2 separate regions of the Homo sapiens genome follow, and region 1 is linked to region 2. A link is a contact called in ENCODE Hi-C data. All regions are on one chromosome and are shown on one strand. The core of a region is the stretch at or near the end of the contact, and the rest is flanking DNA. Distances in the headings are between cores, read along the strand shown.

The links. A loop is a pair of places that touch in the nucleus more often than their neighbours do.
Region 1: a loop to region 2 is called in a map of DLD1, with 4 times the contacts of the local background. The contact joins the promoter of HTN1 here to the promoter of STATH in region 2. A Hi-C loop is called at or near these places in 2 of 168 maps with a recorded cell type or tissue (Caco-2 and DLD1) and 1 of 37 single-sample maps with no recorded cell type.

What each region holds. Positions count from the first base shown.
Region 1 is chr4:70,047,720-70,052,857 of GRCh38, forward strand. HTN1 (histatin 1) reads left to right here and starts at 2,719. Exons shown (of 6, transcript NM_002159.4): 1 at 2,719-2,776.
Region 2 is chr4:69,994,268-69,999,641 of GRCh38, forward strand. It overlaps STATH (statherin), which reads left to right and starts at 1,699. Exons shown (of 6, transcript NM_003154.3): 1 at 1,699-1,758; 2 at 4,156-4,221. The coding sequence starts at 4,171.

The DNA of each region.
Region 1 (5,138 bases), core at 1,469-3,968, 54 kb after region 2:
AGAGGAGAAAGAGGAGGAGGGGGAGAAGCAGAAGAAGGTGAAGAAGGAGGATAAAAACCCAGCATAAATATCACTATAAAAACCCATTCATGGATTGTATCCATAAGCAACCAGTGTATTGCCACAACTGTGATAAGACAGTGGCTCTTTGTTGATACTTCCCTTGTAATTGAAAGGCATGGCCTTTTCAAAGAACATGATGTTTGCTTATAGAAGACAAGATATCTGTTTTACTTAATTATAAAATATGAAGCCATGTTCTGGTCCATCAGTCTTCTAAAATGGCTTACTGTTCCTGGAGGGTGAGACCATCCCTAGCATGAGAAGGTCACTACTGTATTTCTATGCCACCATGCTTGTTCCACCTGTCATACATAATCACCACACTTCCTAACTTGGAGAAGCAGAAAATCATGGGTGAAATAATGCCTACATTTTGGTGTTCCAACATAAAGTGTATATGCTTTAGGTTTAATTGTAGTTTTTAAATGAGTATATTGACATCTGCCATATCTTACCTGTTAGTTTGCTGTTTGGTAGTGTGCTTTTGGACTATTAGTTTGCTTTTTGTGCACTAGAACATGAATATCTTAGATCCACTGGAACTGTACCTAATATTGTTAGAAAAACGAACTAGGGAAGAAATGAGAGGAGGCAGAGAAGAAAAGAAGAAAGGAAGGAAACCGCTTGACATTTTGTAATTAATTAAAGCAGGGTATATTTTTTAAATCAGACATAGTTCAGTAGTTACTGAACCATGAGATGGTGCAGTGGCTCATGACTGTAATCCCAGCACTCTGGAAGGCTTAGGCACGAGGACCACCTGAAATCAAAAGTTCAAGAACAATGTTGACAAAATTGTGAAACCCATCTCTATAAAAAATAAAATTAAAAATTTAGGCTGGTGCAGTCGTGCGTACCTGTGTCTCTAGCTACTTAGGAGTATGAGGGGAGGTTTGCTTGAGCCCTGTAGTTCCAGACTGCAGTTAGCTATGATTGCACCACTGCACTCCAGCCTGGGTGATGAATGCAGCCTATGTACCTATTAAAAAAAAATAGTCACTGAATCCTATGTAACTTTGTTTCATTGAGAATGTAAAGAGAATGGGTTTGTTTTGTGCCAGAGAAGAGACCTTATATCTCTGATGCTTAGAAATTTCATGCCAAAAGAACAATTTAAATCTAATATACTTGAATTACATATTTGCCTAAATAAATAATTTACATTTTTGTATATTACCTATAGAATACCATAATTTCTAATAGGACTGTTCAAATTAGCATAGATGATTTATCTAAGAAATATTTCCTTTAAAAACTCACACACAAATTCATTTTATTTTATTTTATTTTACTTTCCTATTTTACTTTAAGTTCTGGGATACGTGTGCAGAACATGCAGATTTGTTGCATTGGTAAACGTGTGCCATGGTGGTTTGCTGCACCTATCAACCCATCATCTAGGTTTTAAGCCCCACATGCATTAGCTATTTGCCCTGATGCTCTCCCTCCCTTCCCCACCACCAGGCCCTGGTGGGCGTTGTTTCCTTCCCTGAATCAGACACAAATTTAAAACACAATTTCTAATTAGTGGGATCAAGCTAAAGACCATGCGTTTATAAATCTCTTAAGTAGTTTTTCTATCTTTAAAGTACACAAAGAGTTTCCTGGACATGTTCTTAAAATTCCGGTTCCAGGTGTACACCACAAGATTCTGACTCAGTAAGTTTGGAAAAGTAGAATAAGAATCTGCATTTCAACAGCTACTAGCTGATGCTGATCATGATGGTCGCATGTGGCACCCTCTGAGGAACAATGGACTGGGCTGTATAACTTATCTGAACTTTAGAAAAGAGTTTTTAATACTCAGTTCTTAGCACATCAAATTCTCCAACCGGTAGAGAGTAGGTGAATGCTTATACATGTTTGCCTATGAATTAAATTAAAATTCTGTTTTTCTCTTTCTGTCTAATATAGTTATTTCAACAAATGGCCTCTATAAATATATATGAACCTCAGAAAACTCCAGGGAAGTAAATTCAAATTTCTAAACATAAGAAATCAGTTTTATGTGAGAGATATGTGACCAAGCACCTAGAATCTTTTGACATTAAATATGAGAATGTTTTTATCATATGATATCCAAAAGATGATTGAATTTTGGCAAATGTTTACATTCACTTTATTACTTAAAACACTCAAAGTCAATGTAAAGGTAAAAATACAAGATAAATAATGATTTGTAGGAAAACTTTTGAAGTATAGAATGACTCCAATTTTATTATGCCAATTATCACTATTTACTAGAGAATGTGTAAAATTTTGATAACATGGTAAGTATTATTTTTGACATAGCGTTGTTCCATCTTGGACATATATTTGTTGAAAAGTAGTAGATGGTATTCTACAGAAACATCTTTATCACTGCAATCATTTCTATGCCTGGTTTCCTCCAGCGTGCTTTTCCGTTGTCTGACTCACTCAGGGCTAGACTAACACTGGGATTAGCATGTGATGGGTCCATTCGCTTTCCGGTTGCTTTGTCTTCACAATGATCTATTGTAAAATCACCTGGTTAAGTTTATTTTTAGAATTTGTAGAGACAGATTTTGGGCATTACTTTCCGTCTCAATCATATGATCTCCTAATTGATGCTATTTAGAAAAACAAAAGGGAGATTTCAACGTGTTTAAATACATCAGCCATATAGAAAAGGACATCTCTTGAGACTTCACTTCAGCTTCACTGACTTCTTGACTCTCCTCTTGAGTAAAAGGTAATATGTTCAAGTACAATCTAATATTATATATTAGCATAAGCTTTTGTTTGCTAAAATCAATAGTAACCCACTTATGAAAATGTATATTATCTATTTAAATCTAGTTTACTTGAATTGCGTATTTGCCTAAATAAATAATTTACATTTTTGTATATTACCTATAGAATACCATAATTTCTAATAGGACTGTTCAAATTAGCATAGATGATTTATCTAATAAATATTTCCTTTAAAAACTCACACACAAATTCATTTTATTTTATTTTATTTTACTTTCTTATTTTACTTTAAGTTCTGGGATACGTGTGCAGGACATGCAGATTTGTTGCATTGGTAAACGTGTGCCATGGTGGTTTGCTGCACCTATCAACCCATCATCTAGGTTTTAAGCCCCGCATGCATTAGTTATTTGCCCTGATGCTGTAATGTGTACAATTTTGTACTCGGGATCTGAAGATGACTTCCAGATCTCAATTCCTATGAATTAACACCAGCAATCATCACGCAAAGTAAATTATGTGGAATATGGCAATGTATTACATCCTCTCTGATGGTGGGACCTCAATTAACTCTTTTTATTTCCTTGTCTAGATACCTAATATCTACTTTCTTAATTATTAATTCTACATTTAACTTAAACCAGGAGTTCAAATTTTACAAGAAGATACTGATAAATTCTCTCTTGGTAAATATATTATTATAAAGGTTTATTTTTAAAAATTTACTTTCTTCTTAATAGGAAACTATTTTATTACTTTTTTATTGACCTTTCCATCATTTAAAACAGTGCTGTTATAATGCAAAGCATATACTGTATAAGAGTTAGTCATCTCAATCTTACTAATTTGTTTAACTCATTTTCATTCATTTGTGTTATGGCAGAAAAGAAAGAGTTTACTGTTCCAAATTTTTATTGATGTGTTACTTGGGAAATATGTTTTTCATAACCATTAATTGTATATTGATTATCTATGTTCGTTTATCTATCAGTTTATGTGTTAGTAAAAGAAGACCAATTTCTTAGAACCCTTTTTTATTTTGTACTTGCAACAGAATTGACAATCATTAACAACAGTAAAATTCTCATGCCTTTTGTATCATAAAAAGAGTTGTAGTAGGATTTATATATTAGGTAATAGAAAAACTTCAAAATACATAATTTTTATAGTTAGTCCTATAGTAGAAGTTTCCATTTAATTGAGTGAAGCAAAATAAACGAATAAATAATATGGTAAATGCCATAAATCTTGGGTTCTGCTTTTCATGATAGAGATGTAGGGCTGTTTAAGAGCAGGACATTTTATTATAATTAGATGAAAAATGTTACTGTAATGTTATATCACAAATGACAGGAAAGAGAGATTAGAAAAAAATTTTTAAATTACCTATTAATGAATTACTTTATAACTGCAATTAACAGCCAAAAATGCCATGTAACTGTAAGTCTTGTGGTAATTGTATTTTCCAATGGAAATGCTTTTATTTACGTTTGTAATTTAGAAATAAGTAACCTGCTATACTTTTTTATATCTGCAAAGGAACTGGATACACTTGCATATACATAATTATAAAAGCATATCAGAGTCCCAGATGAGGCTAACTTTGTTGAATAATATTATTTGAAATATTGAATAATCTTCACCAGTTCAACTTCTCAAAGTAGATACAATCATTTTCCCTGTGAATTCTCTTCATTTTATTTTTCGCTACCCAATATCACTAATGTTCTAATCTCAGGGTTACACCATCTGTGGATTCTGTAATAGAACTCTGGCTCATAGTCACTGACTTTATTATAAAGCCAGTCTCCATTGCTTTTCATTCTACTTTCCTAATATCTCTTTACACTGTACCTTAATTAGCATTCTTAATGTCATTATATAAGTCCCCTGTAGTGTCACAACAACCTAAGTGGTCATCTTTTCTCCAGTTTTGTCCTCCCTATGTGTTGAACTGTTTGCATTTTTAACATGCTTTCCTCTCTGTTTTATTTCTTTATAGGCTCCCAACACCACCCTTTACTCATTCCATATAATCCAACTCAAGCTTGCCTTTCTTCATTACCTTCTTACTCCCATCCTCTTGGTCTGTTTAAGATGTCCATTTGTGTGTTTCATTAGCATATTAATATTTCCAAATCAGAGCACTCACCTTTACTTATCAATTCATGAGGCCATGCCTGGGGCTCACACCTGTAATCCAAGCATTTTGAGAAGACAAGGCAGGAAGATTCCTAGAGCCCAGGAGTTTCAGAACTGCCTGGGAAATATAGTGAGACTAAAAACATTCTCTACTAAAAAAAAAAAAAAGAAAGAAAAAATTCGCTGGGCATGGTGGCACACACTTGTAGTTCCAGCTA
Region 2 (5,374 bases), core at 449-2,948:
ACACATGTCTGTAGTCCCAGCTAAACATGAGGCTGAGGTTGTAGGACCACTTGAGCCCAGGAGTTCCAGGCATCTGTGAACTATGATCTCACCAATGCACTCAAGACTGTGCTATGCAGCAAGACCCCATCTCTGGAAAAATAAAATAGTTACTGAACCCTATGTAACTTTTTTCCACTCAGAATGTAAAGAGATTGTGTTTGTTTTACACATGAGAAGAAACTTTGTATCTATAATGCTTATAAATCTCATGACAAAAGAATAAGAATAATATCTATCTAATTTAATTTGAATTATTTATTTGCCTTAAGAAATGATTTATATTTTCTTGTATATTACCCAGAGAGTAATCATAATTTCCAGTAAGGCTGTTCCAATACAGCATAAAAATTTACCTAATAAATACTTCCTTAAAAAATCTGATACAAAATTAAACCACAAATTATCTTTACTGGTTAAAGCCTAAGGATAACTAATGCATTCAAGAGACAAATATGTGGTTGTTTTTTTTTTTATGTTTTTGTGGAGATACGGGTCTCACTATGTTGCCTAGGCTATTCTTGAACTTCTATGCTCAAGCAATCCTCCTGCCTCGGCCTCCCAAAGTGCTGGGATTACAGACATGAGCCACTGAGACCAGCCTTGTTTCAAACTTCACAGTACCCAAAGAATCACCTGGAGATAATGTTAAAATGCAAACGCCTTAGGACAACCCCAAGATTCTGACTCAGCAAGTTTGCGAAGGTGGACTAAGAATTTACATTTCCACAGGCTCCAGCTGATGCTGTCTGTGATGTTCCCATATGGCACACTCTGAGGAACAATGCACTAGGCTGTATAACTTACCTCAACTTTATATATAAGTTTTTGATATTCGTTTCTTAGTACATTGAGTTATCCAACCAGCAGTGAGTAGGGTAATTTTTACACAAATTTTCCTAGGAATGTAATGAAAACATTTTTTCCTTCACTCTAGTGTAATCATGTCAACACATGGCTGCTATGGAAAAATATGTAGCCTTAAAAACTCCAGGAAATTAAATTGAATTTCCAAATACATATATTCAGTCATATGTGAGATATGTATCAGTGAGCACTTAGAGTCATTTCACCATAAATATAATAATTTTTTATCATATAGTACCCAAAAGATTACTGAATTTGGCAAATGTTTACGTTCACTTTGTAACTTAAAATATTCTAAAGTCAATAGAAGATGGTAAAAGTATGAGATAAATAATGATTTGAAGAAAAACTCTTGAAGTATATGAAGACTGTAATTTTATTATGCCAGTTACCACGAGTTATCAGAGAACATGTAAAATCTTGATAACATGGTAAGTATTATTTGTGTCATAGAGTTGTTCCACCTTGGACACATACTTGTGGAAACATCTTTATCACTGCAATTATTTCTATGCCTGGTTTCCTCCAGCATGCTTTTCTGTCATCTGACTCACTCAGCGCTAGACTAACAGTGGGATTAACATGCAGTGGGTACAGTTGTTTCCTGGTTACTTTGTCTTCACAATCATCTATTGCAAAATCACTTTGTTACGGTTATTTTTATCATTTGTAGAGACAGATTTTGGGCATTACTTTTAGTTTCCATAATGTGATCTCATAATTGCCATTATTTAACAAAAACAAATGGGGGACTTCAGAGTGTTTAAATACATTGGCCCTCTAGGGTAGCACATCATCTCTTGAAGCTTCACTTCAACTTCACTACTTCTGTAGTCTCATCTTGAGTAAAAGGTAATATGTTCATGTATAATCGAATATGTTGTCTTAATCTAGAGTGTTGCTTCCTAAAATCTTTTGAAAACTAATTATAAAAATGTGTATTTATGTAATGATAATTTCTCATAAAGAAACAATTGAGAGAAATGATGACCTTCTTAGGATCTGAAGGTAAGTTGAGAATCTGAATAACTATACATTGAAATCAGCAATCATCATGCAAAGTAAATAATGTGGAATATGGAGACATATTCCAACTTCTCTCCTGATGGAACTTCTGAAAAGCTTTTTATTTCCTTGTCTACGTACTGGCATCTACTCTGCTACTTACTACTTTTACCTTTATTCGAAGTTCATATTTTAAGAAAATAGCATACGTTCTCTTTTTTGCAAATGTATATATTGTTTCACAAGTTTAACTTTTAAAAATTTACTTTTTTCCCATAAGTAAACATTTCTCACTACCTTTTCATTGACCTTTCCATCATTTTAAACAGTTATGTCATTCTGCATAATAAAAAATGTTGTATAACAGTCATGCTTTACTGCCTTACTGTTTTATATTACTTAAGTTGTTTTCATTCAGTTGTGATATGGCAGAAAACAAAGATTTTACTATTTCATATTTTTATTATTTTTCATTGGGGAAATATTTTTTTAAAACCATGACATATATATTTATATATCTATGTCTATATATCCATCTTTCAGTTTATCAAGGTTAGTAAAACAAAACTACTCTTCTATGAGCATTTTTTGATTCCATACTTTCAATAAAATTTACAGGTATAAAATACACTAAAGTTTTTATGCTTTTTGCATCATAAAATGACTGATGGGTAGGTTTATCTATCAGGTGATAGAAAAACCCCAAAGTACATATTATTTTTACACTTACTCTAATACCAGAAATTTCCTTTTTTTTTTTTTTTTTTTTTTAATTTGAGACAGAGTTTCGCTCTTGTTGCCCAGGCTGGAGTGCAATGGTGCAATCTCGGCTCACCGCAACCTCCACCTCCCGGGCTCAAGTGATTCTCCTGCCTCAGCTTCCTAAGTAGCTGGGATTATAGGCACTCACCACCATGCCCAGCTAAATTTTTATTATTATTATTTTTAGTAGAGACGGGGTTTCTCCATGTTGGTCAGGCTGGTCTTGAACTCCTGACCACAGGTGATCTGCCCACCTTGGCCTTCCAAAGTGCTGTGATTACAGGCATGAGCCACCACACCCGGCCAGAAATTTCAGTTTGAATAACTGAGGCAAATCAGTGAATAAGTAACAAAGCAAATGCCATAAATCATGAGTTCTGCTTTATGTTTTGGAGATTTGGGGTTATTAATAACAGTAATTTTTTTTATAATTAGGTAAAAAATATTCTTGTAATGTTTTATCACAAGTTATTGGTAAAAGAGATTAAAATAATGAAGACCATTACCTTTATATGAATTACTCTATAGTTTTCAATAAACAGGTAAAAATGTCATTTATTTGTAACTCTTGTGGCAATTATGTGTTTCACTGAAAATGTCTTTATTTAGATGTTTATAATTTACAAATAAATAATCTAACGTTTTTTGTTTAATAACAAAGGAACTGGGTTAACTGGCTTATACTGTTTATGATAACATATCACAGTCCCAGATAAGGTTAATTTTGTTGAATGAGATTATTTAAAATATTAAGTCATCTTCACCAATTCAACTTCTCAGAGGAGGTACGAATATTTTCTCTGTGACTTCTTATCAGTTTGATTGTTCTCTACCCAGTATCATTAATGTTCTAATCTGAAGGTGACCCCATTTTTGCAACTCTCAAGACAGAAATCTGGCTCATTTTCAGTAACATTATAAAGCGATTGCCCATTGCTGGTCATTCTAACATCCAAACATCTCTTTACACTGTACCTTAAATATCATCCCTAATGTCATTATTTAAGGCGCCCCATAATATCCAGTTCTATCTTCCCTACATTTTGAACTGTTCCAGTTTTATCTTCTGATAAACTGCTCCAGTTTTATCTTCCCTACATTTTGAACTGTTTGCACTTTCAATATGGTATCCTCCCTCTTTTTCATTTTCTTGCAGTCACCCAACACCTCTTTACTCATCCTGCATAATCCAACTCAAGCTTTACTTTCTTCTTTACCTTCATACCCCTATTCTCTTGGTCTGTGTAAGGTGTTGATTTGTGTGTTACTCTAATGCCTTAGCATTTCCATATCAATACACTCACTTTTACTTATCAGTGTCTCCAACAAGTCTCCAAGTTTCATGATGTCAGGCAATGGGTTTTAATTGTCTTTCTATCTGGAGTGTGTCTCCCAGTGCTTTGGAGCGTAGTATAATCAATAAACTTTTGATGGGCGAATGCAAGAAAAAATGTGATACTGAATTTCCACATATGTTTTCAGAGAACCCAGCCAACTATGAAGTTCCTTGTCTTTGCCTTCATCTTGGCTCTCATGGTTTCCATGATTGTAAGTATATCAGGACATTTGAAGAATATGTTCTCAGTACCTATCCCAAGAGTCTCTCTATTCCTTGTGTTCTGGCATATATTGGTGTTTACTTGAATACAGCTTTATATGTTTAAATGTTTCCATATGAACTTTTTTTTGTACTAACCTACATAAGCTATATAAGGATTTAGAATAAATAGTCATTATTCATCTACAGACACTAAAGTATATTTAGCTTAGTGTGAAATAAAAGAAAGTTTTACTGAACTTCTTAAATATGTGGAACTGAGAGCTTCTAAAAGTATCTTTAAACATGTAATGCTCTAGACAATCTGAAGTTAGAAATCTCAGGAATGAACTAGGTGCACTTGAGTGGAATTCAAGTATTAGAAGATGTCAAAGTAGAAATTTTCAAGTCATTCCTTGCAAAAACTAACTTAAAATTAGTATACAATTATTTAGCACACACTTTCTAAAATAAAGCTGCTTATTTTTAACTATAAAACAAAACTTCAGATCTATGACATGTTATGAGTTCCCAGCTTTTATTGTCATTTACTACTATGTATCACTAGGTAAAGCACTTGACTTCTCTGGAGCTCTTTCTTCTACTCTACTTCCTTCTATTTCTCCTGTCCCTTTTCTATGACATTAGTAGGAAACTGGCCATGAAAGAATAAAAATAGTTCAACTTACCTGGTAAATTCTAACAGATATTTCAAAAACTAATTTGATTATAAAATCACAGTATACCACATTATTTGTTATAAAAGGATAGGTGTCTAAAAAATAAAAAATAAAAATGTAAGGAAAACAGAGAAAAACATAATGCTTGTCTCTGTCAGTAAATAAAAGTTATGTGTAAGTAGCCTTTGAGCTGCTGAAAACATATTCTTATGAAAAAATACAAAGTTTCACTTTTCATTCACCAATGATAACCATTTACTCCCTTTTACACACAAAACAAGTATAAATCCAAATAAATTTATATTTGAATATAGCACACTAATTACAGAAAAGCATACTCTTAACTCATTTTAAAGATGTCATGAAGCAAAAATAACTAATTTAGTGTCTATCGATGATTTGCCTACATCCTGTTTACTCACAACTGTAGCTGCTGAGTTCATTTTTGTACTCAATCTGGAATTATAACATTAAGATACTAACT